Linked DNA regions of Homo sapiens: region 1 is linked to region 2. Evidence: chromatin loops called from intact Hi-C (ENCODE). Cell type or tissue: CD4-positive, alpha-beta T cell. All regions are shown on one strand. Links, peaks and the distances in the headings refer to the core of each region. The heading gives the core; the rest is flanking DNA. Region 1 overlaps SPATS2L (spermatogenesis associated serine rich 2 like). Region 2 overlaps SPATS2L (spermatogenesis associated serine rich 2 like).

What was found. A loop is a pair of places that touch in the nucleus more often than their neighbours do. Peaks named below come from ENCODE experiments on the same cell type or tissue, not always from the same donor. Only the 100,000 strongest peaks of a DNase experiment are listed, where the experiment ranks them.
Region 1: it touches region 2 in a loop (2.5-fold over the local background); 9 of 110 quality-filtered maps call a loop at or near these places.

The regions. Positions count from the first base shown.
Region 1 is chr2:200,457,310-200,473,433 of GRCh38, reverse strand. It overlaps SPATS2L (spermatogenesis associated serine rich 2 like), which reads right to left. Exons shown (of 13, transcript NM_001100423.2): 9 at 13,607-13,665; 10 at 6,035-6,144; 11 at 3,418-3,520; 12 at 382-602. All of the region lies in intron 2 of LOC101927741 (a long non-coding RNA gene), which reads left to right. Among named protein-coding and RNA genes, the nearest start is that of KCTD18, 45 kb to the left of the region's middle. RefSeq lists enhancers at 187-336, 1,652-1,831. In CD4-positive, alpha-beta T cell, for the core only: no CTCF peak of the experiment used is centred there; a DNase peak (open chromatin) is centred at 6,353; H3K4me3 peaks cover 1,040 bases; H3K27ac peaks cover 1,977 bases.
Region 2 is chr2:200,364,422-200,380,545 of GRCh38, reverse strand. All of the region lies in intron 2 of SPATS2L (spermatogenesis associated serine rich 2 like), which reads right to left. It also overlaps the pseudogene RNY4P34. Among named protein-coding and RNA genes, the nearest start is that of SPATS2L, 66 kb to the right of the region's middle. RefSeq lists enhancers at 1,369-1,895, 6,369-6,418. In CD4-positive, alpha-beta T cell, for the core only: no CTCF peak of the experiment used is centred there; a DNase peak (open chromatin) is centred at 6,235; H3K4me3 peaks cover 1,335 bases; H3K27ac peaks cover 1,361 bases.

The sequences.
Region 1 (16,124 bases), core at 5,366-7,865, 93 kb before region 2:
TTAGTAGGTTCCGAGTCTTGTTCCAGAGTCTCTGTGGGTCCCTTCCACGTGTGGGCTGGTTTCGGGGCCCCAGGGATGGTGGCAGTCCTAGCCATGAGAAGAACTGTGTCACTGGGGTGGACTCTGCTCACGTGGTCAAGAGTGCATGCAGGCCACTTCCTCCACATGGGAAAGCACCTGGCAGGCATGGATGAGAGCGACCAGGGGAGTTCCCAAGAGGCCAGCTGGGCAGTGCTGCTGGGTGGGGAGTGGGTGAGGGCAGGTGGCGGGAGCCTGAGTGTGACCCCAGGAGGCCCAGAATCTAGTAGTTGCTGTTTTCTTCCTCTGGAAACAGGTTTTTTTTTTTTTTTCCTCTGGCACCCTGCACCAGTGTCGGCTTACCTGCTTGTTGGCCGGCATGGTCTGGTGAGAGGGGTCGGCGGTGCTGGGGAGACTGCTCACCATTTTGGGGTTTGCCGCTTTGCCTTCAGAGGGCTTATTGTGAGTGGATGATTTTCGGGAAAAGTTACTCTGTTTCCCAGAGGTTGCTGCGTGCGCATTCAGCAGAGGCAGCAGGGAGCTGCAGGGAGTTCTTGAGGAATAGTTGTTCTTTGGATGTGTAACTGCAATAATAAAGTGCTCAGTGTTACGAGCTGCACCTCCAACACTGCTGCCTCAGTAACCCATTAGGAAGCGCTAGAAGATGAAGAAACTGGCCAGGAGCTCCACAAAAACATTAAAAAGTTTTCTTTTGAAAGATGTTATTTGAAAGGGCATCTTGGTGCTTAAGAGAACAACCAAATTTCTTTTGTGGGAATCACTGAACTGTGATTACAGCATAATCATCCAAGTTGGGAGACATTTGTAGGAAATAAGACATATCTGACCAACTTAAATATTATTCTTTAGGTCAAGAACCACCAAGGGAAAAGAGATAATGAAACCTCAAGGTTCCCTCTCTGGCCCTGTCTGCAAATGTACTCTGCCTCGTAGAGTCCCCATTACCAAACCTGTTCTCACTTCCCTGATCAGTTCCCTGGACCAACTGGTACTGCAGACACAGAAAGATTGGGAGCTATGCGGACACTCTGGCCTGTCAGATCCACGATGTTCTGAGAGCTTGGGAATGGGGTGATGTTGGATGTTAGGAATTCTGTTACTCTGGGTCATGCATATCCCCCAAACACAGGGCCAGGCCCGCCAGCCCCTAAGGCATCTTGTATATTTCATTAGTGCTCCATCATCACACCTTTAATCAGCCCCGTTTTCTGCAGCCTCACTGCAGATGTGCACCACTTCCAAGGTTACAGGCAAGGCAGGCTGATCAGGCGGACACCCGTCAGAGCTCAGGGCTCAGGGCTCAGGGCTCAGGCAGGTCTGCTCAGCGTTTATTATGACCATTCCCCCTGGTTTTGAAAGTGGTGGTTTCTGCTGGGATGATTTCTATGTGATTACACTGAATCAGAACTGGAGGGAATCAATTCAAGGATAAAGCCCTGACTTCCCTCTCACAGTTCACCAGAATCTGACTGCCAGCTAGACCTTTCTTTGAGGCTTAAAACTGTCACCAATTTTTGAAAGCAACTTTGTCTGCTCTCTTTGTTGGATCAGATTTAATCCCAGGGTTCTGCTAGAGGACTAGGCGGGACCAGTAAGAATCACAATACAGGAGAAATGGAAAGGCCAGGGACACATCCCCAGTCCCTTCAGTGTACTGGGAAGGTGTGACAGCAAGCTGGGGCTGTCCAAATGTGACCAGGGGATTTCCGTGGCTCCTATGCTCACCAGATTCAGTTTCATGGGGTCATTATTGTCTGCAGATCAGGGACCACTATTTCCGGTTCAGTACCTGTGGGTTCTCAATGTGCTCTCAACAAAGCTGAGAAGGAAGGGCCTTTGGATGATTACGGTGTCTGTCTTTCAGAATGGACACCTGGAATTTAGTAAGGGACCATTTCTCCCACTAGATGGCACTTGAAGTGCTCAGGAGGAAAGGAGGTGAAGGGGCACCTCTCCATCGCCCCGAGATCGGTGGTGACAGGGCATCGCTCAGCATCACTGTCTTGCTCATTGAGGGCTGAAGTGGAAAAGAGGGTGGGCAGTTCCCTTTTTTAGAGGTGGGGCAAAAGCTGGGGATAGAGAATGGCAAATAGGTAGATTCTTTCATAAGGAAGAGTACAGGGGGGAACAATAATTTTTAAAAATGCAGTCAGAAAATCAAATAATTGGCAAGGATGTGTGGACAAGGATGCTCGCAGCAGTGTTAATTAATTAATTAATTAATTTTTTGAGATGGAGTCTCGCTCTGTCGCCCAGGCTGGAGTGCAGTGGTGCGATCTCCACTGACTGCAATCTCTGCCTCCCGGGTCCAGGTTCAAGTGATTCTCCTGCCTCAGCCTCCCAAGTAGCTGGGCTTACAGGCACCTGCCACCACGCCCAGCTAATTTTTGCACTTTTAGTAGAGATGGGGGTTTTACCATATTGGCTAGGCTGGCCTCGAACTCCTGGCCTCAGGTGATCAGAGTGTTATTTTAATGGTGAAAAACTGCAAGCAATCTAAATGCAGCAACCAGAAGACCGGTGACATCTATTATATTTAGAGAAATGACTGGTTAAATATATTGATATGAAAAAATGTCTACCATAGATTGTGAAGTGATAAAAGCAAATTGTGTTACTATATATGTATGCAGTGTAGTACAGTATAGTTAATTCTATCATAATAGGAAGTGCAGCCAAATCTTAATTTTTCAGCTGACTGCGAGGCTGTGGGTTTCCACGTCATTGACTAGTCCTTTCCTCCTTGTGGCCGTCCTTAAAGCCGCTTCAGTGCTCATTCCCACCTCCCCTTGTGGGTGGGCTGGTGTAGGGGGAAAATATAGCAGCCAATTTTGTTGCACATTAGCTGCTCTAATTAAGGCTTAATAGGGAACAAGACTAAAGCTAATGGCTGAGTGAAGTCTTTCATTATCTGCAGCCTCACTCAGCACAGAGAACCGAGGGTGGAGGCTCAGGGCACTGCTGAGGGGCTCGCATAACAGCTGGGCCCTGCACAACAATAACTGATTGTTCCCAGACATGTTAGGAAGACTCACTCTCTCTGCCTAACGAGTTTCTGTAGAACCAGGGCTGTTTGAAATCAGAGAAGCAGTTTAACTGGCAGTGCTTAATAAAAGTTTGCAAAAGGTATCAACTAGTTGACCTGTTCTGTTCCACTTAATAAATCCTGGGGAATTACTGATGGGCAGTGGCATTTGAAGACTCTAGGTTCAAATCTCGACATTTCTGGTGACTTGTGTCATGAGCTTAGATCATTAAATCTCTTTAGACCTCACGTTAGCCCCCTGGGGGGACTGCACACCTGACATTTCCAATAGCAACTCCAAATAGCACCAAGGTTACTCACACAGAATTATTCAGCAAATATGCAAAACTCACTTTCTCCGCAGAGCATGATTTGGGCCTTCAGCTGTTCGATGTCACAGGAAAACCGGGCAGCTTTCCCGAGCTCCTCGTCATATTTACGCTCGCTGACAAAGTGCTGGAGGAAAGAGATGAAAAGCAGGAACCCCATGATTACAGAAATGACCAAGGCACCCCCGTGGATGCGTTCACTCTGCTCTTCCGGTGTCCACTGCAGTGCTGACCTGGTGGGGATCTTTCCAGCCCTGTTGCTGGGAGGCTCCACGCTCAGTCTTAGTGCTGACCTGGCTAGGGAATGAGCATCTTCCTGCCTGGGGAATATGTGAGGGGCCTGTGTTTCTCTTGTTTGGGCCTACATGAAATGTGTGTCTGACTCATCTATTTAACCTTTTAGCACCCCTCGCCCTCCTAGTACTTTTCTGAATTGCATTCTGGCAGGGTCTTCTGAGTTTGGCCAAGTGCCTTCTAAGGTATTAACCATCAAGAGAAAACATGTCGTCCTTCCTAGACCCCCATTCCTATTTTAACAGGGAACCGGGACGTCCACAAAGCCTTTAGTGTCTGGAAAATATTATTTTAAATGGCAGAATTTCAAGTGCTGTGAAAAGAAGTGAGAAAGAGATTATTTTTCCATTCATTTAAAATTAAGATCTGTGTGTAGAAGACATGGTGAGAAATACAGAAATAACTGCGACTCAGTCCCTTCTTGAGTTTACCAGGGAGTTTAGCAATGGCAAGGAAAACAGATACCATTAACTACAATACAAGGTGGAATGTGGTTGGTGCTTTAGGAATATAAAAGAGGAAGAAATTATTTCCTACTGAGGGCAATGGGGAAAGAGTTATTTAAGAGGGAACATTGAAAAAATCATTGAACACTTACGAGGCACTGGTCAAATTCTTAGCAGATAATCTCATTTCATCTGATCACAGTATTATGAAGTCAGTATTATTACCTCTGTTTTACAGATGGGGGAATTGGGGTTCTACGAGTCTAAGAGAATGTGTAACTTATCCAAGGTCACAGAAGTAGAAAATTTTGCAGCTGGACTGTTTCACTCCAAAGCCTGTGCTACTAACTATTTTATGATGGGTGGCGTTTTGATAGGCAGAAATGAAACTCGGAAGATGAGGTGATTTCAATAGATCAGGAAGCTAGCAATTTTATATTTCTTACTTGATGTTCTAACAAGCTGGGATTTTTGTAGAGAGAGATGGAAGTTGGAACATATATTGAAGTCCAGCTGTGAATTTCTTTCTGAGGGGAAGGAGATATACTGGGGAAACCAGATCTGCTTTGGGAGTTTACGTCTGGTCTTAGTGGAGTACGAGGCTGAAGGGAGACAGTGTAGGCAGAGAGACTAGTGTGGAGGCCACTGCAATTGGCTGGGTGGGAGGCCACAAAGGCCAGAGCAGAGAAGCTGAGGAGGGAAAGGCCACTGACGCCCTCAGCACCCTCAGGTGAGGTCCTCTTCCCCATGGGGCCCGCTTTCATGCCCAACCAGGAGGGAGGGAGTTGAAAAGTCACTTGCCACTGTCAATCATTGCCAAGCAGTTTTATGCCCCAATTTGCAATCTTACTTTCAAAGCTAGCAGCAGCTGTGTCTTGCAACCACTCTAGTTTCCTGGAAGTGGGTAAGAAGCTGGAAGGCGTGTGTGTGTGTGTGTGTGTGTGTGTGTGTGTAGTATACTGGGTGAAAAAGTGGATAAGGGGAATTTTAAAATTTCTTCCTATTTTGTTGTAAATACTTATACTTGCCTTCCTGGTAACTATTTCCCCTTCTGGTAACTGTACCCTGATGCAGTTTCAAAGATCCACAGTCTTGGTGGGTCTGGCGATCAAGATGTCACACCCTCTCTGGGCCAAATGATGGACGTGACCCAAGTGGAGGCCAATCAGAGCCTCTCTCTTAGGGATCCGAGCCAAGTGGGGTGGTACAGGGCTGATGGTCCCATGAGAGTGTCTAGTGATTATTGCTTCTTATTTCACCAGAGCCACCCCAGTTCCTACCTAATTGTTGAGCTGAGCCTTCAGACAGGGCTCTGCTTTGCTGAGCTATACTCACATCCTGTCAAATTCTACTTGTCCTTGAGGTTAGCCAGGGTCAGTTTCTGTTGCTTGTCAATGAAGGAATCTAATAAATACGTATTTATGGGTAGTATTCTTAATAAAAATGCAACTAAACTAGAAAATAATACAGGAAAGAAATCTCCACAGACCGCATGCTTTCTAATCTTCACCATTACACTACGTTCATGCTTCGTGTGTGTATATATACCTGTGGATGTGTTTATATGCATACATACAAATCACAGTGTGTGAAAATAATATCCCCCATCCCAGCTATAATTCATGGCCTGGCCAAGTTACTTTATTTGGTTCAGTCTCTACTGACTGACAAAATAGCTTGTACCTCTCCTTTGGAGTAACACATTCCTTCAAAGCACATTACACTTAAACACAGTGATTATGTGGGTCTTCCCCCTTCTGTGTTCTCTATTTCCACCCTGTGGAAGAGAGCTGGGTGTACATGTTAGATCCTCAGAGAGCAGAACTCTGTGGATGCAAAACAAACATAATTGGGATCAGCTCTCTGGCTCAGGGTTCAGGCTGTGATATTTTAGAACTGACCTTAATTTCTGCCCTGAGTTCGGCCAGCTGCATCTCTGCCATCTGACTGGCAAGGTCAGTGAGTCTCTTTAGTTCTTCTGCTTTCTTCTGACGAGCAGTCAGGATTTCCACTGCCAAATAAGGAGGAGTCATACATTAGGGCCAGAGATTGAAACATATTAAATAACCTAATTTCTTGGAATCAGTTCTCACTCCACAGACTGATTGCTTTGTTGGACCACGACTGTGTTTTCTGAGTTGGTCATGGAGGCGGGTTCACCCTCTGTGCCTATTACCAACAACCCAGTTCCTCCTGTCCTCCTCCACCAATCCCCAAGCCAAACACAGTCCCTTCTGATTCACTGTACACTCCCACTCTACATTTTCTCCACTGGTGTCTGACCTCACTTACGGAATTTAGACTTTTGAAATTTGTTACTCCGAACAACGATCTCTGAAAAACAACACTTATTAAAATCCTCTCTGAGTGATACCGCCAAGACAGGAAGTCTACTAAGCAGAAATCATTCTATATGTGCTGCACTATTCAACTTTAACAGCAGCAGCCCTCTTGAACTTTAACACATACTCACTTAGGGTGACTAGCTGTGTTACTGGAATCTGACATAAAAATCTAACTTTATTAGTTTTTTTGTGAGCCAAAAATGTCTCTGCTTTTGATACTCTGCAGATATGTTTCCATTCAGCAAAAAAACAGAAGTTCTACCCCAGAGTGTCTTAGGTCTTTCTATAAGTGTCCCCAGTGGAAAAATTTCAAGAGTGAGTGAGGCCAGCTAGAACTAGATTCGTGTGAATTTTTTAGCACCTGCACACGTAGAGAAGACACTGGGGAGTACTCTGGCTCCAACATTTTCACACATCTTCAGATGAACTAAAGGTTCAAATAGATGTAGTAGCCTATCAGTTGGTTTGTGTCTGTGTGTGTATACACGTGTTTCCCAAAAGATTATGGCGCTCAGTAGCAATCAATACAGACACACAGGATGAGATTTAAATATGCAGCTGGATCTTTCAATAGATAGACTTCTGGCTCTCTAATTCGACTCATATGAATTGCCTTCATTTCTTTAGGACAAGCATTTTGAGGTGTAAGAAAAAAGGTATTCATCTAAGATGACATGCATGTCGGACTCACATTCTATGCTTGGCTGAACAAGGATCAACTGCTTTATTAGACCAGATTCACAGCATACGTGCAGGTCCAAACAATATGATTTCTGATTTTAAGAGTTCTTATTACTCAAAATATCAAAAGATAGTCACTGCAAAAGCCCAAAAAGAAGTACAGAATCCATCAAGAGTTAAGATTCCCTGCAAATCATAAACCATTCTTTAGACAGACTGAAAGGCATTATCTTCTTTTGTTTTGAGACAGAGTCTCGCTCTTTCGTCCAGGCTGGAGTGCCGTGGCATGATCTCGGCTCACTGCAAGCTCCGCCTCCCGGGTTCACACCATTCTCCTGCGTCAGCCTCCTGGGTAGCTGGGACTACAGGCGCCCGCCACCATGCCTGGCTAATTTTTTGTATACTTAGTAGAGACGGGGTTTCACCATGTTAGCCATGGTGGTCTTGATCTCCTGACCTCGTGATCTGCCTGCCTCGGCCTCCCAAAGTGTTGGGATTACAGGTGTGAGCCATCACCTGGCCCTAAGACATCATCTTTTTATGCTGATATCAATGTTGAGATGTTAATAAAATAATTAGTCTATAACTCATACAGCTTTATCATCTGCCAAACTATGCTAATCATGCTTTGATTCTTTAACTGGGGCTCCCCCTAGCCCCCATTTACAATACCATGTGGCTGGGCAGACAGATCTGTGCCTAATAGTCTTTCTGAATACAGAGGAGCTAGTGAAAAACTTGTCTGGATGGTGAAAGTGAAGGGAAGTTTCATCTCAATGTAGACAACAGATTGCTGAAGGATGTCTCAGGACACCCAGTGGGACCAAAGGTCACAAAAAGGTGGCTCACTCTCATTTTCAGCCAGAGTACATATGTCTTGTTTGGTCCACACATTACGTTTACAAATTAATTGCCCACATTTAAAAATTAGAAGATTCCATTTGAAAGCTGGCTCTCTGGCATCTCTTAAAGTACTGGAATTTCTGGTCACAGTTGGTCAACCTTCCTACATGGTGACAAACGGCTGAAGCCAAGAAGCCACTGCCCTCTTTAGATGGAGTCAGGTGCCCAGTGTGCCATGGTTTCCCCCTGCCCCATTTGGCACATTAATGTTACCTATCTGTTTCCTGCGAGCATCTCCAGTCATTCTCGGGACTACGGTGTGAACTGCACTATGTAGTTCTTTGTGTCCATGGCACCTAGTGCCTGCTTGGTACACAAGGGGTATGCAATATGCCTGCTGAGTGAAGAATTCAATGAATGAATTAATCTATTACTTAAAGGGAATATCTAAAGAAGGATGGAAGTTCCTTTTCTACAGGGGTCACTTAAGACTGTTTAGGATCCACACCTTTGATTGGTTATGTTATTTGTTTGCCATTATAATTCAATATATGGATGGGACTAACATCTGCAGCATGAGAAAACAATTCAAGTAGGAAGATGAAATGAGGTATGTTCTTCTTGCAAACTAAAATTAAAAAAATTAATTCTGTTGCCAGGCGCAGTGGCTCACACATGTTATCTTAGCACTTTCGGAGGCTGAGGCAGGAGGATTGCTTGACTCAGGAGTTCAAGACCTGCCTGGACAACAATGTAAGACCCTGTCTCATCAAACTGATAATAATAATAATAAAAAAAGTCTGAAGGCCCAGACTTGAAAAGCAGCTAGTAAAGGGGTCATTAGGCCCTCAGTGATGACACAGTCCAACAGATCTAACTTTTCTTCATGGATCATTTGTGAGACTGGTGACAATTAAGGGCCATTGTTCTTTTTGATTAAGCAGAACTTGGGCATTCATACCAAACAAAAGATTTTGTAGAAATAGATATAAATGGGCCCTAAAATAGGAATGCAGGTGCAAGATCACCAATAAATTCTGAGTTTACCCTCATGCCAATGTGCATGGAAACAAATACTTTGGATCAGCAAGTGTTAAAATGCATTTTACATATAGTCTCATTAACATTTCAAAGGCTTTCATTATGAAAAAAGCCTTAAAACTTGAGATCTAAAGCCAATATTCTTTGGCTGAAGGGATGAACATTTTCACCTCAAAAACATCAATCACACAAACAAACAAAAACAGATCAGATCTTAAGCTTCACTGATCCTGTAATTTACAATAGAATAATAAGTATGTTTTGGAAGCACCATGCTTTCAGAAATCTGTAGAGGAAGACAATTCTGTACAGCTTAGGTTATCACTGCATTCAAGACTTAATTAATATTATGTATGTATAAACAGTATCTGGTAAGCTGAAATCCACTTTCTCAATAGGATTTATAAACTCCTTCAAGCTTTTGAAACACATTGGAAGCTTGCTCATATTATCTGAACCATAGAAAATCTGAAGGCTTCTCAAAACAATAACCCTCAGCAGAAAATATACTTAAAATCCCAAGGTGGGGGCCAGGGGCCAGGAGCTGGAGAAGTGGCTCTTTAAGCACAAAGATTCTTTGGAATACTTTTTATTCCTTAAAAATTCTAGTGAATTTTGCATTCTACTTCATAATTTGTTTGTGTTACTATGAATTTACAAAGTAATGTTTTCTTCCCGTATCTCTAGTGAACTTGACACCTGTGCTTATGTGGGTATAAACAGGAAGTTTGAGACCCTAGCACTACAACACACTTGGTTTCTTCTTCTGTAAAATCTGTGTAGGAACTGATCACATGTTGTAGGGGTATTGTGGAAATAAATGGAATAACATACATGAGGTGTTTCGTATAGTATACTCAAAATGCTAACTCTAAATATTATTGATAAAGTGAGATCTCTTCATCTAGAATATACTTCCTCTTTTGTGCAATTACAGGAATGTTCACTAATATTCGTTCCCACAGTCTACAGATACTGACTTATTTACAATAACTCATTTAACAAATATTTATGAAGTACCTGCAGTCTTCTCAGCACTGGGTTAGGTGCCATGAGGGATTTAGGAGCTTCTGTTATAATTGAGGAAATATGATTTATAATGTCTACAGGAAATGTAAAGTGTGAAAAATACTCTTGAGACCACAGAGAACCAAATTAAAGATGGTGGTTGTAAAGACAGTTCTGTAGTTAGTGGGGAGAAATTCCATGGTTCTTTCTATCTGTGGAGAAGACATAGTGTTGATACAGGCTTGTCATTTGAGAGATGCAATAGAACCCCTGACTTCCATTTTTTGACTGTAATATGAGCGGGTTGGGGTAATTTACTAATAAGAACTCTTCCCTTTTTGCACACATATTGTATCAGGCTCTGTGCTAAGTGCCTGACGTGTATTTTTTCATTTTATCTTTACAATAACTACTTGAGATGGATATTATTATTATTATTATTGTTATTATTATTTTTAATACAGGGTCTCTCTCCGTTATATAGGCTGGATTGTAATGGCATGATCATGGCTTGCTGCATCCTTAAACTCCTGAGTTCAAGTGATTCTCCCCTCTCATCCTCTAGAATAGCTAGAACTATGGGCACATGCCACCACACGTGGCTAATTTATTTTTTATTTTTATTTTTTTAGAGATGGGGTCTTACTATGTTGCCCAGGCTTGGTCTCGAACTCTTGGCCTCAAGCAATCCTCCTGCCTTGGTCTTCCAAAAGGTCTGAGATTATATGTGTGAGCCATTGCCAGGGCCTAAGGAATATTAGACTTTGAGAAGTCAACAACATGGTTCAGGGACACACAGCCAGTTAGAGATGGAGGTTGGACTTGAACTCAGTTCTGCCTGCCTCAAAAGCATGCAAATGGGCTTCCCCAGGGCTGAGGTTAGTTCAAAAACCAGGACCTGCCATACCAATTACTCAAGTTAGGTGAACTCTGTCAACCAATCTAGCAGTTTCAGCTAGCCTGAAAGCTTGGTGAGTGCAGGCTCTACATTTGTCTGTTTGCTGTTTATCCTGGACACAAGGAAGCGCGTGTGTTTACTGATTGAGTAAGTTTTTAAAATGGGATGCTCTCCAGAGATGCTCCAAATTCCACAGGTCTTGGCATCAAAGACTATCATGTCTCAAGAAGGAAAAATAAGTACATGAAACCTGAGGTCTTTTCTTGACCTCTAAGAAAGTGATGATGTGCTAGTGACTTTCCATTTTGGTTCAAGAGGATCATTTGTGTCTGTGTTGGTTGTTAGCATTTTTATCATTAGGACATGAAACTGAAGTAAGCTATACTTGAGAAGTAGGGAAAATCCCAAGTTGTGTATATAATCTACTGTTACTGAAGATGTCAACAAATTTCATAAGAATAAAATAATTTCACAATCAAAGAGATTGTTTAACTACCTAAATAGTCCATAGCTTCACCCTGGATCACATTAGTTTCATTTAACAAAGCTTGCTGTATTTCAGGATTCTAAAATGTTGCTTACAATTATTTAGATGCCTGACTAAAGGAGGTCTGAAATGAATAACAAAATAATTTAGAAAACTGTGTAACAAAAATAACGATAGCTATTTTCCATAAAATGACACTTGAATTATGGCCTAGGTCCAGACAAGAAAAATAAAAAAGAATGAAGAATCTGGTCTGATCTTTCATTCTGGCAAAAGAAAGACATCACATCAAAGGTAAAGGGATTTCACTGAAATCTGGTTAGGGGCACAGACTGCCATTTATCCAATTCATCTTTGGGTAAAGATGAGGAATTTAAAATGCCCAGGAGACAAGGATTGTAAAACTGAATCCCAGCTGGAAAATAGGGTCTTAGGGGCCCCATTAACACAGCAAACTAAATTCAATAATAAGGGAGGGCCTCACACATTCACTTGTGGTTTGATGTTGAATCTGACAAAGTAATCTTGTCTTTGTTGAAATTTCCAACTCATGAGCCTCAGTCTATTTAAGATGGTAATTCTTCTCTACTACTCAAGTAACTTTACCACAGTGGAAAGGTTTAGAAATCAGCATAAAGAAAATAAAACAAGTCAAACCCAGAATGTTAATATTTTATGTTAAATTTAGGATTAAGTTTTGCAATGATCAAGATAATTTGAGCGTGTTCATTATTTAAACAGAGAATTTGGTACATTAAGCAATCTGATTTGTGATTTTCAATTTAATATATGGAATTGATTTTCTTTTGCGGTTTTAAGTTGGCAGGTGTCAGTGTATTTGACGAAGTTCATGAACAGAACTGGAGTATTTTAAGAAAACTGTTTAGGCCGGGCGCGGTGGCTCAAGCCTATAATCCCAGCACTTTGGGAGGCTGAGCTGGGCGGATCACAAGGTCAGGAGATTGAGACCATCCTGGCTAACATGGTGAAACCCCATCTCTACTAAAAACCCAAAAAATTAGCTGGGCGTGGTGGTGGGCGCCTGTAATCCCAGCTACTCAGGAGGCTGAGGCAGGAGAATGGTGTGAACCTGGGAGGTGGAGCTTGCAGTGAGCAGAGATTGTGCCACTGCACTCCAGCCTGGGTGACAGGGTGAGACTCTGTAAAAAACAAAAACAAAAACAAAAAAAAACTGTTTAGTGTATCTTTAATTTTGAATTATTAATCTTATTATTATTATTTTTTTTGAGATGGAGTCTTGCTCTGTCGCCTAGGCTGGAGTGCAGTGGTGCAATCTTGGCTCACTGCAAGCTCTGCCTCCCGGGTTCACACCATTCTCCTGCCTCAGCCTCCTGAGTAGCTGGGACTACAGGTGCCCACCACTACGCCCGGCTAATTTTTTATTTTTGTATCTTTAGTAGAGATGGGGTTTCACCGTGTTAGCCAGGATGGTCTCGATCTCCTGACCTTGTGATCTGCCTGCCTCGGCCTCCTAAAGTGCTGGGATTACAGGCGTAAGCCACCGCGCCCAGCCTTGAATTATTAATTTTATAAGAGTTGCTTAAAAGCTTAGGAACACTTTGCTTGTTAGGTTTGTGAGTTTGCCTTGTCTGACATCTGAAGTGCTTAAGACAAATCAGATATATTAAATTTATATATGTAATTAAAAATGTTGAGGGGAATTTAAGTAATTAAGTTTCAAATGGGACTACTTTTCTAGGAAAATTTAATATGATAAACTTAATTGAACCTAAAAAAGAACTAGTAAAAATGATGATGAGATTTGTAAGTTTTAAAGAGTTAAAATTGTCTTAAAATCTAATACTAAATTCAGTGTCATTTTAAATCCAATTAACTATAAGTTCTTTATGTGCACAAACATCCCTTTGGACTTTAGAAAACTCAACTGACACCTATTATGTACTGAGTGTCCATCCTGCCATGTACTCACCTGTACGAGGTGAGTGTTACAACTGTATCTTTTTGCCAGATGATGTAAATGAGGCTTCCAGGGGCTAAGTGACATGACTAAGGTTACAGAGTTCATGAGCCAAAATTTCAATATAAATTTTAGGACCCTGTTCAGAAGCCGGTATCATTGTCAGTCTGACCTATGGATTGCTTCTGATTGGGAAGCTCCTAATCAAATAACCATGTGTTGTCTACTTACTGGCTTCTTCTTTAACTTTATCCATTTCTGCCATTAATGAAACTTCTTTGTCAATGATGCTGGGGAAAAACAAAAACAAAAACAAAAGCAAAGAATGCTTAATCAAAGATAAACTTTTAATAAGCACTGAAAGTAAAATTATTTTCATTAAACAAAATACAAAATTACCATAAATATTTCTATGCTACAATGCCAGCAGTACACTCTGCCTCTCCAAAAAATGAGGCAACATCGAAGGGATGTTCCCAAGGATTACATAGTGACATCTGCTGATTAAATCATTGTCAACAAACCTAAAAAAAAGTCTTTTAGACTTTCAGAATTGTGCTGCTTTGAATTTAAATTTGGGAATATTTTTGTCCTATACATTCCAAAGTTCCAAAACAATATAATAAGTATTTGAAAAGCTGGCACTTAGGTCCTTAAGGACTGTAGTTCCCAGTGTCTCTGTGCTCTACCCTGAGAGATTCTGGCTGGGAAGGAAGGAGATGGGCCCAATTCTGCTGCAGATGGTCCTGGGACCATACTTTGAGAAATATGGTCTGGGCCAATCCATCCACATGCTCAACAACATAAGTCTCTGCCTTTTTCATTCTCCCGAGTAAGCATTTCAAGGTTCTAATGAACTTTTTCTCGTATTTCATTTATTTTTTGGTTAGTCCTTCGAAAAGGTATTACCTGCATAAAGCTAACAATGATCTGTCCCAAAGTTTGCTTCTCTCCTATCCCATCCCAACCCCCAGTTCTCTAGTTCCCCTCCCAGAAGTAATGCATCATGACAAATTCCTTATATGTCCTTTTACAGATTTTTATGTAGGAAGGAGTGAAGAGAGGTTTCAGCAAAAAGGCAGGGAGCTGTGCAGGGTGAAGAGCCTGGGGAAAATCCCCAGGGTGGGTGAGCACAGATGTCAGATTATCTTTATATTTTTAGTTTAGTCATAATATTTAAATATATATCTTTAAAACATAAGGACTTCTGGGGACCACAATAATTTACTATAGCATCTATAAAACATTCACAATAATTTAATGGTATCAGATATCTACTTAGTATTCAAATTTCCCCAACTGTCCCATAAATCTTTTTTTTTTTTAACAGTGTGTTAAAACCAGGATCTAAACAAGCCCTGTTCATTCCAATTGGTTGATTGACTCTTAAATCTGTTTTAATCCAGAGGTTCCCTCTCATCTGTTTTCTCATCCCCTTTGCAATTTATTTGTTGAAGAAATTAGGTTGTTTGTCCTGAAGAGTTGTGCAAAGCCTGAATTTTGCTGATTACATCTCCATGGTGTTATTTAGCCTGTTCTTTTGTATTTCCTATAAATTTGTTATTAGATGTAGAAATCTGATTAGATTCAGGTTTTATTTTCTTAGGAGGAACACTTGATAAGTGTATTGTGTCATTATGTGTGTGCTGATGGAAGTATACGATATGAACTACTCCACCTGAAAAAAAATGAGACTGAATTTAATCAAATTTCTACATCTAAAATGGCAAATTTATAGGAAATACAAAAGACATCTCTCTTTTTTATGATCTTAGCAGCCATTGATGATCATTGCCTAGATTTTATAGGGTTTGCAAAATTGAGATATTCACATTCTATAACTCTTTCTTATTTCCTGGAATTCTTCCATAAAGAGAAACTTTATCAATGATTTGGTTATCATGAAGTATAGTTTGCATAGGTAAGGTAGGATGAATGCTTGATTCTCCCCTTTTGTTTTCAAAATGATAGTTGGTTCCTTAGCATCCTTCAAAGGTAATCAAGAAGATTTTTTTGCTTGTTTGTATATTTTAATTATACACATTAATTATAAACTCATATTTAATGTGCTTCAAAACACTGTTATCATCTTTATTACTCTCAGATTGTTCCATCACATGGACTTTTTCTTCTCCATCAGATGTACTTTTGCAATTTAAAGTGTGTTGAAAATTTACTTCCTCTGAAAAATTTTGCAGTATTTGTCAAAGTAAGAAGTGACTTCTGGAATATATCCATAGCAGTTTAGGGGCTCCTCAAGTAGACTGTGCAACCTAAATACTTGAAGAGTAAAGGACTGTGTGCTGAGGAACTCAGCTCTTCCCAACCAGGAAATCCTAGTGGAAAGGACTAATTGCACAGTGCATGGCATGTTCTCCAGAACTGGGCTCTAAGCCTAGTCCCTCAACTGCAGACAACATCAGCCAGCCCCATGACACACATGGCTTACGGTCACTGGATATGATCACTTTGGTGTAACCAACATATCAGGACGCCTGTCCCTTACCTATTGACATTACATAGGTATGTCAGTGTGTTTTAAATATAGGAAATGCATGATACAGAAAGGTGTACAGTGAGAAGGAACTCTTTATCCCATCTCTGCCCCAACTTACTCAGTTCCCCTCCTTGGAGGTCTCCAATGTGACAAGTTCTTGCATTTCCAGAGACTGTCTATGTAATCAACCAGCATATATTCAGTAATTGTATGAAATGCCGGGTTGAGTCAATAGGCTTTGTGCTCCTGTGA
Region 2 (16,124 bases), core at 5,176-7,675:
CTTTCAGAGGCAGATAAAAGCTTCCAATCACTTAGAATATCACTTGAGCAGATCTAGGGCAAGATGTGCTCATGCAAGTTTGAGACCTTCATGGGAGAACCTCTTCACTCAACAGCCCCGAGTGCTGAGTGCTTGTATGGCAGGCAGAGTCATCTGCGTGGCGCACACTGTTGTATATGCTGCACGTACACGGCAGAGCAGAACACAAAACACACTTTATGGCAGTCCCAGCTTTGAATTTTCCATTTTAGTACTGGCAAATGCTTATGAATGAAGATTAACCATTTTTGCATAAAGTGCCAAACCACCTCCTCACAGCAGCAGAATGCAAATGGGCACAAAAGAGCAAAGGACAGCTAAAATAAATGCAGCGGATCTGAGGCAGTGCAAGCACAGGGGGAGGAGGACGCACGGCAGGCTTTATTAGCATTCACCTACGGCATGGTTTTTCTATTTAATTTGAAATTATTTCATTTCATAGGTCTCTGCTGGCTTGAGAATATAAATAAATGCCTTTTTCTAAAAGTGACCCAATGCTGGCTCCTATAAGGATCTGCTTCTGATTGCTGGGCTTTAAAGCAAACATGTGTTTCCATAGAGATGTGGGTGACCCGGACCTGGTGCAAGTACCCACTTGTATCAGCAACTCAATTATACTCGGTTCTTTCAAGATGCGATGATGTAAGCTCAAGTCTTTAAAATATGCCCATCCTCAGAGACATCTCAGGAAAGGTGAAGTGGCCAACGTTATGTGAAGCAGAGAAGAGGTTCAGCAGAATAAATGTCACCCTCTCCAAGCATACTGTAATTGGTTCTCTCCCTGCAGATCACACTGCTTTCCTCCCCCATCCCCCCCACCACCCGCTGGCAAATCCCAAATCCCAGAGGGGTTTGGACAAAAGATCAAACATAGTTCTTTATACTCCAGAGCCCCAAGTACTTTACCACAAACTCCCCAATGTTGAAAAAGAAATATGTGTTCCCTTTCTTCCTTTCCTTCCCCCATCTCTTTAGCTATGGGCAATTCCTACAGAAAGGGCAATGTTTTTTCTTATAATTTGACAAACATTCATTAAACACCGACAATGCACCAGGGTCTGTGGGGAATGCTGGCAGTGGTTAAAGCTACACTTACTGAACTCTTACCGTATACCCAGCAATGCTCTAAGCACGTTCCATGTATTAACTCCTTTTGTTCTCAGAATTGCCCTAAGCAGTGTGTACTTCTATTTTCGTTATCACCATTTTATAGAAAAATAAACATGAGCACAGAGAGGTAAGCTACTCACTAAGTCACAAAGTTATTCAGTACCTGGTTGAGCTAAGATTCGAACTTATATCTCCTGGCTCCAGAGCTCTTGGCCCCAAAGGAGCTTAAAGATCAATGATGAAGACAGATATGTACACAAAAACAAAGGAGAACGCCAGGCAAGGAAGTGGGGAAGGAAATGAGATTAAGAACTGGAAGAATTAGAGTTGGAATTCAGCTGGCTCAAGGTTTTGGGCACAGCAACACTGGGGCTGTGGTCTGTCCAGCTCAAAAGTCCCATCCCAGAGAGTCAGGCGCAAAGGTATTAGAGGCACGCTTGCTGTTAGCGGGGCTGGGGATGGGGCTGTATGCTTTTTAAACTTTTAATGGGATCTTTATAAGGACAACACTGCATATTCACGTCCAAAGAAAACATGGATTGTGGTTCTGCAATATAACTCTGAACCAGCAAAAAGAACCCCTAACTAAACCTGGCAAACAAAAGCTCTGTGTTTATAGCTAACTCTGGGAAGCTGGCTCGGTTGTCATGGAATAAAAATGTGGAAAAGGAACCCATCATCTCTTCACAGCACATTCTGGTTTCAAAAATCTCTGTTCCAACAAACTCACAGTATCCTAGTTCATTGAGTCAGAACACTCCTAGTAAACATTTAATAATTTTCTCAAAGTGGCAGAGAAAGTCAGTTTTCTTCCTAGTTCCTTGAAATGTCACTGGCACTGGCGGAACAAAAACAGTATATGATGTACTGCCTTAAACGCACTGGCACTTGGTGGGAAAGAAATACTGGGGAGTGAAGGCAGGGCTTGGACTTCCAGTTGGAGAGTACCCCCAGGCAGCCAGCCCCCTTTCCCACCCCATTACTGTTCTTCCTATGGCTTCCCAGCAAATGCAACCTCAACTCACTTTTTAAGGTTTCCTCGTGCTCCAAATCAGGGCTCTCAGTCCAGTTTCCAGCGACTGGCTTTCTCAGGAGGCACATAAGCTCTGTTCCCCCACTGGCCACCTTTATCAACTTGCTTTTACTGTGACCAGTAAGTCATCTCAATAGTGACGAATGTGGAGCCAGAAACCAGGGTAGTAGCAGGATCTTGGGCGTGGCTGAGTAATCAGCAGGGGGTTGGTGGCCTTGGTCACCTGAGCAACAGAAAGACTCACCTTCAGAGAGACTACTTGTTCCCTTTTTGTGAAACTGCCCAGTGTTTTTGCCTTCAGGGTCCTGTTAGTGAATGCCAGCTCTTCATCCTTCTTATCTTAGGGAAGGTATAGCTCTAAGACTGAACTTGCAACCTTTACACTCACTGCCCCTGAGGCTGAGAAGGTATAGGCTGGGACTGTAGTCATCATTCCAAAGGTCAGTTTCTGGGCATGATTGTCTGCTAAGGGCTTCTTATCTTCCAGGCGACACCAGGACAGGCATATCAATCAATTAGTACACATTCTTACACTGCACCCTGAAACCAGTTCCTGGTTCTACACCTAATTGAAAACATCTGTTAGCTAATTTTGCATTAAATGGAAAATGTAAAAACCATGTCTAGGGGTATACATTTTATTAAGGGGCATGTGCTCACACAAGGAAGTGAAGTTCTTGCCTGATCTTTATTCAGTTTAACGGCAAAAAGCCAGGGTGAGAAGCATGTGATAGAGTACATTTGGGGCAGAGTGGAGAGGGTTTTCTTACCTGTCAGACCTGCTCCATCTACACACACATTAGTCCTATATATGTTACCTGTTCACTGGTTTGAGTTTTAGAAATCTAACACATACATTCTACATGTTCTTAGAAAGGCTCACTTCCCTCTCAGATCAGGCCCCACCATCAGAGCCCATCTAGCTGACCACACACAAGCAGTTGGCCTAGAAAGCTGCTACCACCAGCCCTGTGCCTCTGTCACCAAGCACAGGATCTTGGGCCCTTAAGTAATCTCGCAGAGTAAACACTGCCTATTTTCTGCAATACAGATTCTTCCTTATGTTCTTATGACCGAAAACAAGCAATTACGATTCACCAAGATTGAATCCCAGCTCTACCTCTTACTAGTTTTGGGATTTGGGCAAGTACTTTGATCTAGGCCGTGTTTCCTCATCAGTAAAATAGGGATAATAATAGTAACTACGGCATAGCGTGGTAAGAAGGATGAAATGAGTTCATGTTTGTAAAGTGATTACAACAGTGCCTGGCACACAGCAAGTGCTATAAAAGTGCTATAAAAGAATATAAATAGATGCTCTCATAGCTCATGTGGTAGCTTTCCCACTGTCCTCATTTTACAGGTGAGAATCTAAGGATTATGAGGTTACCAACATGCATCCAGCCAGTAACGGAGCCGGCCCTTGAAACCTGACCTTCTGACCACAAGTTGTCCTGGTGTGGCTACACCCGTCCCTTTTCCAACTCATACTGTCACCTGATGGGAGAGGTGGGGTGACTCCAGAGAGGAGAGGGTGGCGGCCCGAAGCTAGGGGCCTGACTGCAGCCCTGCTAAGGAAATACGAACTCTCAGGGCTCTGTCTGTGTCCACAGGGTCATTTGTGTTCCATGCTTTTAAAACAGCTGCACTGGCAGAAGCAAATCCATTACTACAATACCACTTCTGCATAGAATGGATCGGAAACCAATGTCAGGTCACGATTTCCTGCCTTGTAGCTATCAGATGTGCTCAGTGCTTTCGTGACCAAATTCACAGCTTAAGGTACTTGTCTTCAAAGGACAACAAACAGTCATAACATAGAAAGAGCAAAGTTCAAATAAAGCCTTGGAGCTAATAAGGGAACAATCTAAAAATTACTAAACCTCTTTCCATACATGATTTCAGGTAATTGTATCAACATGAATAAAAGAAAGAATTCATATGATTTTAATTCCCTTTAGTTTATTCTAATGCAGTCACAGATAATAAAAACTCATTTTGATCATTTATTATATGCTCAGGATTCTAGGGGGTCATATTTACTATCTTAGTGAACTTTCCATTTCCAGCTGTAATACAAAATAGAAATTTGTCACCTGAAATATGCTGTAATGGGAAATTAATAAATAGTTTTAAAGTGCTTCAAATATACATGACTTTAACAGATTTAATACGTTACAAAAAGAATTCCTTCCTTTTAAAAAGACTGCTTCTGATAAATTCCACTTTGCCTTTCTCTCTTCCAAAGTTCCAAATACAATGCCTTTGACAAGCTAAGTGTTCAATGAAGACACATGGAAAGAAAGGAATAAATGTCCTCTCATTTTATTCTTCCTGTCTTGCTTGCAATGAATTTTTAATAATTTTTTCTCCAGTTTTTAACCCCTCATACTAAGTTATCACTTTAAATGCCACCCTTTTAAAACCAGCACTGTCAGGCTGGGCACAGTCACTCATGCCTGTAATCCCAGCACTTTGGGAGGCTGAGGTGGGAGGATCCTTCGAGTCCAGGAGTTCGAGAGCAGCCTGGGCAACACGGTGAAACCCTGTCTCTACTAAAAGTACTAAAATTAGCCAGGTGTGGTTGCATGTGCCTGTAGTCCCAGCTACTAGGGAAGCTGAAGTGGGAGGATCACTTGAGCCCGGGAGGTGGAGGCTGCAGTGAGCTGTGATCATGCCACTGGCACTCCAGCCTGGATGACAGAGTAAGACCCTATCTCAAAAAACAGAAAACCCAGCATTGTCCAATATTGTTCTAGCCACATCATTTCACACACCTTCCAATCCACTCTGCTCTTCCTCCCAGCATACCTCCAACCTTGCAATATCTTTTAGCCATTATCAGAGTCAAGGTCTAATCATAAGCACCCAAACCTTCTATATCATCCTTATTGGGCCTCATGTATCCCCTCTTTAACCTGGTAACTTGCCTACCATCTTTTACTGATTTTATTTCTTCTTACTGTAGAGCCTTATACCCAGGATAAAGTCACTAGACTATAGCTCTCTAGTTCCTCTCGATCAAAGCCTACACTTTTGTCCAAAAAAGAAAGACTGAAGTTAACCTTTTCTATGGAGTATGAAAAAAAAATTCATTTTCACCCAATGCTAAACACATTTAACCATTAGCCTCACTCCTATATACCCACGTAACTCCAGCACAGAGAGGGATTTTCATTGCTGTTGGCACCTACATGCACTTTACGGACGCTTCATAAACCACCTCATGGCCTGCCTTGGCCACACTCTTAGTTTGTAGCATAAAAGGATGGAGTGCAGACACACATCCTCTCTACTTTGCACGGAGCTCTAGCCTGCCCTATGGCTCAACTCACACTGGGGGAAGTTCAGAAAGTACCAGATGCTTCCAATGGTGTACAAGCATTAGCAATACATAGTTTAATCTCTTCCAAATCATTTTTCTAAAGATTGAATGAAACAAAACTTTTTTAGTACAGTGGCTCAAATAATGCACAGGCCTCTCAGCTAAATATAATACCATATATTATTTCCCTTTGGAAGACTTTCATAGTTATTCAATCTACCTAACACCAATTTTGAGGTGTAAATATATTAGGTTTTGATTACTTGTTTGGTGAAATAGGTCCATCTCTCACAGCTTTGGTTCCATTTATACCCATTCTTGGCCGATTCGTAGAGACAAATAATTAGGAATGTCTGTTTTATCTTACTAATGCTAACAATTTCATTATCTAACTGTGGAACATGTCCTTTGAGTGTGCTCCTCCTGGGCCAGACACTACATGTAGAGGGTGCCTGTGTGTGTGTGTCCCTGTGACAACTGAGACCCAATGCCTATTCTTGGTGGGGGTGTATATTGCCATGCACAGGGGGATCAAAACCAAGAGAAATAAGAATGTAACAAAATGGTCAACAAATCATTCTGAAATGACTACAACCATGTACATAAAGTGGCTTCTGGAGGGATGAGATGGCTTTAGTTTAGGTGAGCTTAATCAAAGAGGGCTTCAGAGAGGGAGTGCTCTTTTGCACTACTTTGAGGCAATACTGGCAATGATCGGAATGGCACTGCAGGTATGAGGAAGAGCGAAAGTGAAACTTCGCTTGCAGAAACAGTGACTAATGTGTAAAGCCAGAAATAAAACCTACCTGCTTAGCACACAAAAGTCAGTTAATAAATATTTACTGGGAGGCCACGATTTGTCTCTGCTAGATGCAATGTATTTAGTTAATTATGATGCAGTATAAATTTAAGATTGGCTCCTGCAGGGAGATAAGATTAGCAGGCAGTAAGCAATGAGATGACATCAGAAGGCAGTATTTGAGAAGGTGTCTATATGGTGTGGTTTACATTTGTTCTGTTCGTAATGCAGCTAGAGGTAATATCCTTGTTTCATTTTTCTTTTAGTAAATGGGAAAGTTCCTTCTCATCCTATCCCAGCCCAATTCTCCCTCCCACCCCACTGTCATTTTTGGTTACATGGTTCTGAATCTAGACCTTATGCATTTTCTCTATTATTCTTGAAATACTGAATTGAAAACAGGATCTTTTAAAATAACTTCAAATTGGTGCAAGCTGACTTTCAGTACTTTCAGTTTTGTAAAAATATATGCTTTAATCTAACAAATATTAAAGGACTCCAAAAAAATAAAATTATATAGGCGAGTTACACTTACCTCTAGGAAAGTAACTCATAAATTATATTTAAGATTCCTTTTGGTTTTATTTTTACCTGATTTTACATCCTGTGAGATGACTAACACCAAATATTACATAATTTACCAAACTCAGTCTGGAAAAAGAGATAACCAGACACTGAAAAGACACTCTTGTTTGTTTTACTAAATGCTTCTCTTAAAAATGCGAGGAGGTATTAGAAAAGAAAAATGTCTTCAAAACTTAATCTACATTTGTATCTATTTCTGAATGGCTACCAGCCAGTCTTTAAGTCTTGGTTTCATTTTTTGTTCCAAGCTTTCGAATGATACTTGACTAGACAGAATGCGACCCCTCTAGATGTTTCATACAGAACATAGGGTAAGGATGGAGGAAAGACTCTAATGGTCACAGTATTAGTCAGTTTTGTTCTTTTTTTTTTTTTTTTTTTTTTGTTAAGGCAGTCAAATTTAGCACAGGGGGATTATATGCCAACTTTAGTGACACTAATGTTAATAAGTTCTGGTAACCCACTACCATCAGACCAACGTAGTTAGTTTTTGAAGAATCCTAAAGCCATGCTGTATGGTGGGGAAAAATTAATTTAGCTTATGACAAAGCATTATCCTTCAAGCCTCTGAATAATCAGCCTCTTGCTTTACAAACACTTCTTGTGTCTGACAGCTCTGCCATGCCTTTAGCAATAGCTATCATTTACTGACCACAGTCATTCATTCATTCAGTATTCATTTTAGCACTTAGTGGGCACCTGCTCTGTGCCAGGTACCATCCTAGGTGCTGGGGATACAGCAGTGAACAAACCAAACAAAACCCTCTTTAGGCACCACACTGGATGATTCTATTTCACTGAGACCTCACAATGTATCTGCATGTAGGTATTATTATCTCCATTTTAGAGATGAGGGAACTAAGGCTTATATGTTAAGGCCCAGGTCCCAGAGCTAGTCAACAGCAAGGCTGGGACTGAAACCTCTCAAACTAACTCCGAAGCTGGTCCTCATTCCACTAGTCTGGTGCCATTGTTTTGGTTCAATACAAATTAAGGGAATATGTAGCTTAAAAATTATTTAGAGGGTTCATTCCAGTTGCAACATCTTAGTATTCACAAAAATTAGAATCGTAGATGTAAAGCTGGCTTGGCAAAAATGCCAAAGGGGGAAGGAAAATTATCAATGGGAGGAACAACATTTTCTCAGTGCGTTAAATTTTGCTCCCCACTTCCCAGTGAGGACAAACCACCATGGAATACCCTTTCCTGGGCCACATTCTTTCTTATCCATTCCTTAACTTACTATCTCCTTATGTTCCTTTCCCTTTATTCCTGTTACATTTGGTGTCATTAAAGGGCAGGTGAAGCTGTCCTGGGAGGTAGTGAGACTCCTGTCACAGAATCTGTTCAAGCAGAAGCTGGCTGGCCATTGAATGAGGATAATGGAGAGGGAATTCACTTACAGTTCGGGAAGATGGGGGACCTCTGCCTTATAACTCCAGAATTCCAAAGGGAGAAACAATGTTGTTTTTGCAGTCTTTTCCCGAGTTTCCCATGAGGCAACTAGAGTGGTCTCATTCTGTCTTAGTCATGTGTTGTCTGAAAGCTTGAAGCAAAAATTGAAGCCAAGTCAAGTCCAGCTGATACCTACAAGGCACACTCTCAGAAGTCAATTATTTCCTTTGGGTTTTTATGCCTGGGAGTCTGAGATGGTGATGGAAAGAGCCTTTCTTCCTGCAGGCAGGGCCAGAAATGCCTCAAATCTACGGCTTTGTTAGAAAACACGGTATGACTTACCGTTCAAAGCAAAATCTAAAGAAGCTGTTCGATGACACAAATATCTTCTAACAGATTTTGCATGTTTGGGTTGGTTTGTAACTCAACCCAACCTTCATGAGAAGCATCTCCTGGTCCTAATGTACCCACAATCTGCAAGTTGGTGAAGCTTCAACACTGAACTCAACATCCAGTAACTGTTTACTCTTCTGGAGTCCTGGGACTCTATGTATAAGGGAATTTATCCATTCCCAAATTAATTTGTAGATAAGACATTTTGTCTTGGCAGATCTTGAGAACTTTATTCTTGAGAGTGCACTTATTCCTCATTTGACATAGTCTGGAGTCTTCTCACCCTGAGATACATACTCCTGAGCTGTAAGTTAATCCCGCAGTCAATATCCTCATTAAATAGCCATCCAGACCTTGCTCAAACATATTCTACAATGGGGATCCATGCATCCTAAAAGAGCTTTTTCTGTACAAGTCTACTTGTGACTAAACCCTTAGCTAAGACGGAGGCAACTGCCTTCCATGAATGTGCTAGCTCTGCCTTCAGACACTCCTTAAACCTGGTCACTCTTCCAAAATTCTCAGATTCATCTTACGTATGCTTTCCTCTATCCTAGTACAGACTTGTTCATAGAATCAAAGGATGTCAGAGTTGGAAAGAACTTTATATAATACATTCCTAAATTAATTTGTGGATAAGACATTTTGTCTTGTCAGAACTTGAGAACTTTATTCTTCCCACCCTGAGATACATATATACATGTATATACTCAGTGGTTTTATTCATTTTTAAATGCAGCCTAAGATTGCATTTTCTTGATAATCACATCACGGTATACACTGATCATAATGAGCCGACAATCAATTAAAACCCCCAAGATTTCCTCATATGACCTGAGTCCCATTTCCCCAATCTTTACTTTGGCAGTTGATTTTTCTTTTTGAACCTTAAGTGCATGTGTTTACATTTGGCTCAAATTAATTTTGTCGTACTAATCTGGCTGATTTCTCAAGCCTATTAAGGTTCTTTCGGGTAGCAAATCTGTAACTTTCCACTTTAGCTGTCCATTTCACTTTGGTCATTCACAAATTGAAGGATATCATTTATGTCACTTATGCCATTAAGTACACAGTCTGGGCTTGAATCTCAGCTCTGCCACTTAGGAACTGTGTGACCTTGAGGAAATTAAACTCTCTGTGTTGCAGTTTACTCATTCATAAAGTGGAGATAAAAGGTTATCAATATCAACTACACAGAATTGTGAAGATTAAATAAACTAATATATATAGAATAATAGAACAGTTTTTGACACATAAGAGTTCAATAAATGTCAGTTATTTCTATTGTTTCATCAAAATCATCACCATTCATGTCACTGATAAAGAGAGATCTGGAATAGAACAGAGTCTATACTGGTTACCCTCCGCAATTACACTGACCCATTCTTTGGCACTCTCTGGGTTTGTTATGCAAACCTAGTTGTGAATCCATTGAAACTATTCTGTTATTCAGTTCTTATTTCTCCATTAAATCCATAATGAAACCCCGAGATATTGTGAAAACTGCGTTGATGAAATTCATATACACCATATCTATTACATTCTCTTCACTTTGCATTCCATTTATTCTATTGAACAGGAAAATCACTTAGTCCTGCTTGACTTCTTGGAGCCTAATGATTATCACTTGCTTTTCTGAGTGTTTTCTGTTTTCAGAATAAATTCCAGAATTTTGCTGAGCTTTTATGTTTTCTCTTTTTGTCAATCACCAAGCTTCTGGGGGCTTTCTCCATTCTTTGCCATTCTCACAGATGACTGACTGCAGCAACAGTCACAGGTGAGCAAGGCATGTGATGCAATCCCGGCCAGGTGGCCCCAGTCCATGACGAGGCACTAAGGGCCTAGCACTACACTGCTGGGGACCTCAGTTCCTTCTTACTCACATTTTGTTTTACCCTTACAGGTGAGAAATCAGTATCCTTGATTAAAAGGCAAGAATAAGAAGGGAGCAATAGTACTTTGTTTTTCTCTCATCAGAGATCTTGTCTCTTTCTTATTTTTTTTCTTTACGAAACTAAAACAAATCTGTATAATAAAAAAGATAAAAATAATATCGCAGTCTTGACAGAAATAACTACATCATTATTAAAAAATGCACAAAACTCGACATCACTAGGATTCCAGTCTTCCATATCTGGATTATTCTGTCACCATTATTTTCTGTAGGATTGTTTCTTACCAGCTTTTTATGTCTTTGGTTGTTTTTAGGATTTTTTTATATATTATACTTAATTTATACTTATTATCCAGTACTTAATACTTATTAAGTATTATTATACTTACTATCCAGCTCACCCTGGATTCCAGGCTTCCTGACACTTTTCTGATGGGATTCTGTCTCTCTCTTTGATATTTGTTCTTGGTTATTGGCCTCTCCCTGCATTCTTTTTAAATGGTCTTTTATGGCCCCTGCCTCACGGTGGCTCATGCCCGTAATCCCAGCACTTTGGGAGGCCAAGGTGGGCGGATCACTTAAGGTCAGGAGTTCAAGACCAGCTTGGCCAACATGATGAAACCCTGTTTCTACTAAAAATACAAAAATTTGTCGGGCATGGTGGTGCAAACCTGTAATCCTAGCTATCCAGGAGGCTGAGGCAGGAGAATTGCCTGAATCTGGGAGGCAGAGGCTGCAGTGGGCTGAGATCGCACCACTGCACTCCAGCCTGGGTGACAAAGCGAGTCTCTGTCTCAAAAAATAAATAAATAAATAAAATAAATGAATGTTCTTTTATGAGTTAATTTGAACATGCCCTTTGCAGCCATAACTCTCTTCTTTTTTTTTTTTTTTAGAACTATCAAATCTCTAATTCTAATCATTCAAACAGTTATGGACTGTTAGACTTGGAGTACATGTGTATGTGTAAGACAGAATGTGTACATTATCTTTGGTAATTTGGAAACATAATCATGATTATATTATCAAGATTTCATTGTTGATTCTTTCATTTTATACATATACACATATATTTTATATATGTATATGTAAAACTTACTGGGTATCAGCTATGTGCCAAGACTGTTTGAGGAGCTTTAGGAGTACCTAGAAAGAGCCCTAATTTGAATGTAGAGATGGGCTTCTCATCTCTTCAGTCATCTTCTCTTTCAGAGTCTCCGGCTATAGAACTATATCTTCTTCTTCTCTGAAATATTTGGGATTTCCCCCTGAAGTCTGTAATACATGTCTGCTATATCCACCATCTGCTCCTTAGTTAGCACAAAAGCTTAAACATTGTGGTCACAATCCCCCAAGTGCTGGCCCACAGCAGACACTCAACATGTATTTATCAAATAAATTGATAAAGATTCCTTCTACTTCTATTTTACCAACCAATCTTTTCTTGGTTAAAATTAGGTCCAAAATAGCAGTTTCCTTCATTTACTTTACTTCTCTAGAGAGAAAATGGCAGTGAGGCAAATTAGTATCTGAGACCCCATTTTCATTTAAACATGAATAAGACTTCAAGCAGATGCCGAAAGAGCTTAAGTCTCTCATCACTCTTACTACCTCTGTGTCATTTTTGTACATTATAGCAGAACTAAATTATACCAATGCCCAATATGACTGAATGGTCTAAGTTCATTGAGTCAACTAAACTATGTATTGTCCACCACATGTGAGGAACTCTCCTGGACACTGAATTTTTTTCTTCTTCCTTTTAACTTCACCAAGTATGCATCTTCTTTTGGGTTTTTGGATTCTCACACCTCTGCCTCCCTGAGAAGTTCGGGATTCCTGCTCCACGGAAACAACCCACTGAACTATTACAGTGAAAAAGCTCATTTCCCTTCTGTTTCTGCTCTGTTACAAATCCTGCCATTCATCAACTTCTTTTCTTAGGGCAGATTAGTTAAAACCAGGTTTCTCAACCTTTTTATAATGAAAACTTTCTTACTTTCTTATAACGCTGTTTTGAATACCAAATTAAGTATAGTAATTTAAAAATCAGAACCATGAGACAAAATACTACATTGTTTATAAACTACAACTCTTATCACTTACCAGTTAGGAACCATTTATCTGAATCTGAAAATAAGTAACATTTTTAAAGAATGCAGCTAAATTTACAATGTGATTCAGTTGATCATCAACATGATCAATAACTTTTAGGATCTGAACTTTCATTCACACATTCATTTACTCCATATGTAGCATAAAAATTGGAATTCACTTTCAATACTGGGATATGTAAATATGGGCATTCCTTTCTTAACTTTTTCAATCTACTTTTTAGAAAGTAATTTAGGTAATCTATGATCAAATGCAAACGCTGCACGCAAACAAACCACATAATTTATTTTCCATATGAAATAAAGACATACTCTTATTTTCTTGAAAAGTATAGATTTTCATCTAGGCTTCTGTACCAAGATTTTGAGTCATCAGATCATTTTCACTGACTACGATTTGAGTACAGAATAACTTGTGTTCACAGAAACAACAAATCCATTTGTCTTTGCTGTTTCCTGGTGTGTTGCTAGAAGACTGTGTTCTGTCCACACGAGGTCATGGCCCTGACCTGGAAGTGGGCTTTGCTGAGTAAGCAGGTCAGAGATCATCATGATTGCAAAATAAGCAAGAAGGCATGAAAGTAATGAAGAAAGAGAGAGTGGGGGAAAAAAACCCAACTTAATGTTAATTAGCCTATAAGCTAAGCTAAACACAGTTTTTGCCCAAAGATAAAAGAAATTCTGTACAGGGCAAGAAAATGTTTAACGAAATACAGACTAAAATTTATTTGTAGTGAGTTTACTTAGAATACTGATGTTTTATCCTCTCAGGTATATCTTTTCAATAATATTACGACTTTGCAGTAAGGTTAAGAAGTAATTTCTGAAAAGTGTTTAGTCTATTTTTGAGTCTTCGATTAGTGACAGTCACCAGCAAATGTTGAGCAAATTTTGGAAAAATTAATTGCACCTATAGAAACTCTTAGTAAATTACTACTTTGGTTTATTACATACTATATATTAATAAAGCATCTAAATGTGTTTAATTTACTAGCAAGAAGTACCTGAGATATGGTAAGATTTTGATTTCTATGGTAATAAGCTTTAGGAATGTAGAAGGCAACATCTTGAAAATCTGTAAGCCTCCAATACAATCTTGCAGTGTGACATGGATTCCTCCATTAGTTAGGAGTTAGCTAAGCAGACATCACATGTGAGCTATTGCAATTATTTACAATTAATACTGCACATTTTTGCTGGGATGTTAGTTTGCATTTTCCTTTTATTTTCATATCAAATATTTCACACAGTCATGGTATTATGCCTATTACCAACTCAAGTCCATGAATAATCATCAATATTTGCAGACTTTTTTCTTATTTGATACTGCTGTTTTTATACGATAGTTTATTTAATTATATTCACTTGAAATTCTTAGTATAACAAAAGATTTCATTAACTCTCCCTAGGTAAAAAACAGATGGATACAAGAATAAGAAAGCAAACATAAGCAGAATTTGTTATTTTCTCAGGCTCAAAAGCCTCCTTTTGAGTGTGCCAGTCAGTCCAAATGAAGAGGATATTCTATGATAAGTAAACCCTTGGGATCAAGGACAGAAATATCAGCACAAAACAGGTATGAATCTGTTGACTGTTAATGTATGTAAGTGGATGGGGTGAAATAATTAATCCATGTTCAAGTAGTCTAGGCAATCCACCTAACTTGTACTTTGCAAGATATGATTGTTGATTTATGGTGCTGGGACAGCTAATGAGTTGCATTAGAATCCCAATATGTTCATGTTTGAAAAGAACTCCTTAGCATCTCAACAAAATTTCTCTTTTTATAAATGAGGAAACTGAGGCTGTATGGACAGAAGGAACTTGATGAAAGTCACACTAGTAGAAAGTGGCAGGGTCAGGACTTAAACACAGGTCTACCATTCTTACTCATTCAAGAAAATTTTATTGAGCATCTCCTATGTATATAGGCTTGTGCTGAGTCCTAGCTAAAAGAACAGTACATGAAATACAATCCCTGGCCTCGAGGAACTTTGATTTTAGTGAGGGTGACCAGACAAGTGAGCAGAAAACAATACAATACAAGCCATTCTAGGGGAAGCACAAAGTTTTATTAGACCACTTTGAGTTGGGGGTGAGATGAGGGCAAACAACAAAAATTAGGAGGGTCAAGGAAAGCTTCCAGGTGGATGTCAGGTTTAAGCTGGGCCCTGAAGTAGCTAGGTGAATGGGGACACAGTGAAGAAGAAAGAAAAAGGAAGAACATGATCCTTAGAAAAAAATAAATACCCTAAGAATAAGGCCATAATGTTTCTGGCTAATCCATTATCCATATTAAAACTTTGTTAGCCTGAGTATATCACGGTAGAGTCTGATCATCTCTGAGTTCACAGACAGAGTCCCATGTATAGACTTTGAAGACTGAAAACCAGGCTTTGAAACATGGCCTCAACTGAGAAGTCCTGTGTAGGCAACCAGCCAGCAGCAGCCCCACAGTGGTCATATTGCTGTCCCAGCCAAGCCGGTACAGCTGTCATCCTCCTTGAGCCCCATGATCTTTGGCTGTAAACAGGCATAATGCCATCTATTTATCTATTTCATAGTGATGTTGTGATGATGCTCCCCTTCCTCAGCAGAAAATGGAAGTAATAATATGTATTTCGCAGTGATTTTGTGAGCATTAAAAGATAACATAAGTAAACCCACAAAATATTAGCACTTGGGTAGTAGGAATACAATTCTGTTGGTTTCTTGTCCTGTGATAATGCAAAAGCTGTTCCCTGGGAATCTGACTGACCCAGCAAAGACAGAGGAAAACCTGTGGCTTTCACTTTATTCACTTACACCAGGATCTACCCAACTGACTTAACTGACCTGAAGGACATCAATGAATGTCAGATTGCGAAGATTCTCCTCTTTAGAGAGACTTTCTTAATCAATAAAACAAAACAAAACAAAACAAAGCAAAAATAAGAAAACAATACACGGAGTTTATTCTTCCAGCCCAGTCATCCCTGAACTGGAATGCCTCACTCTAGAATGCCCAACCCACCTGGGACTGCCCTGCACTCACCGGGATGACTGGCAACTGGTCCTTCTCTGCTCCCTGCTAGGAACTTCCCTCCCCTACCTCTCTACAGACCCCAACAAGCCTTCAGACATTCCTGCAGTCCAGGCAGAAAGGAGAAAGAAAATACAGGGAGAATTGCTTTGGGGAAGGACCTATGAGTGGGTGGTATCTGGATGGCACTAGAATAAATTTCCCAAAACTTGGCAACAAGTGAAATAAAAACATCTTCTGAGAGTTGATATATAAAATCAATAAATGATGAACCCTAGGAGAGACTTCAAAGTCCCCTTAAAGTGACTGGGCCACTATAAGACTTGACAGTTGCCACTGACATTAAGAAAGAAGTCCATCGGCAACCTAAACACGGGAACAGGGCACTCAGTGGGAAATCTTGCCCGTCTGAACG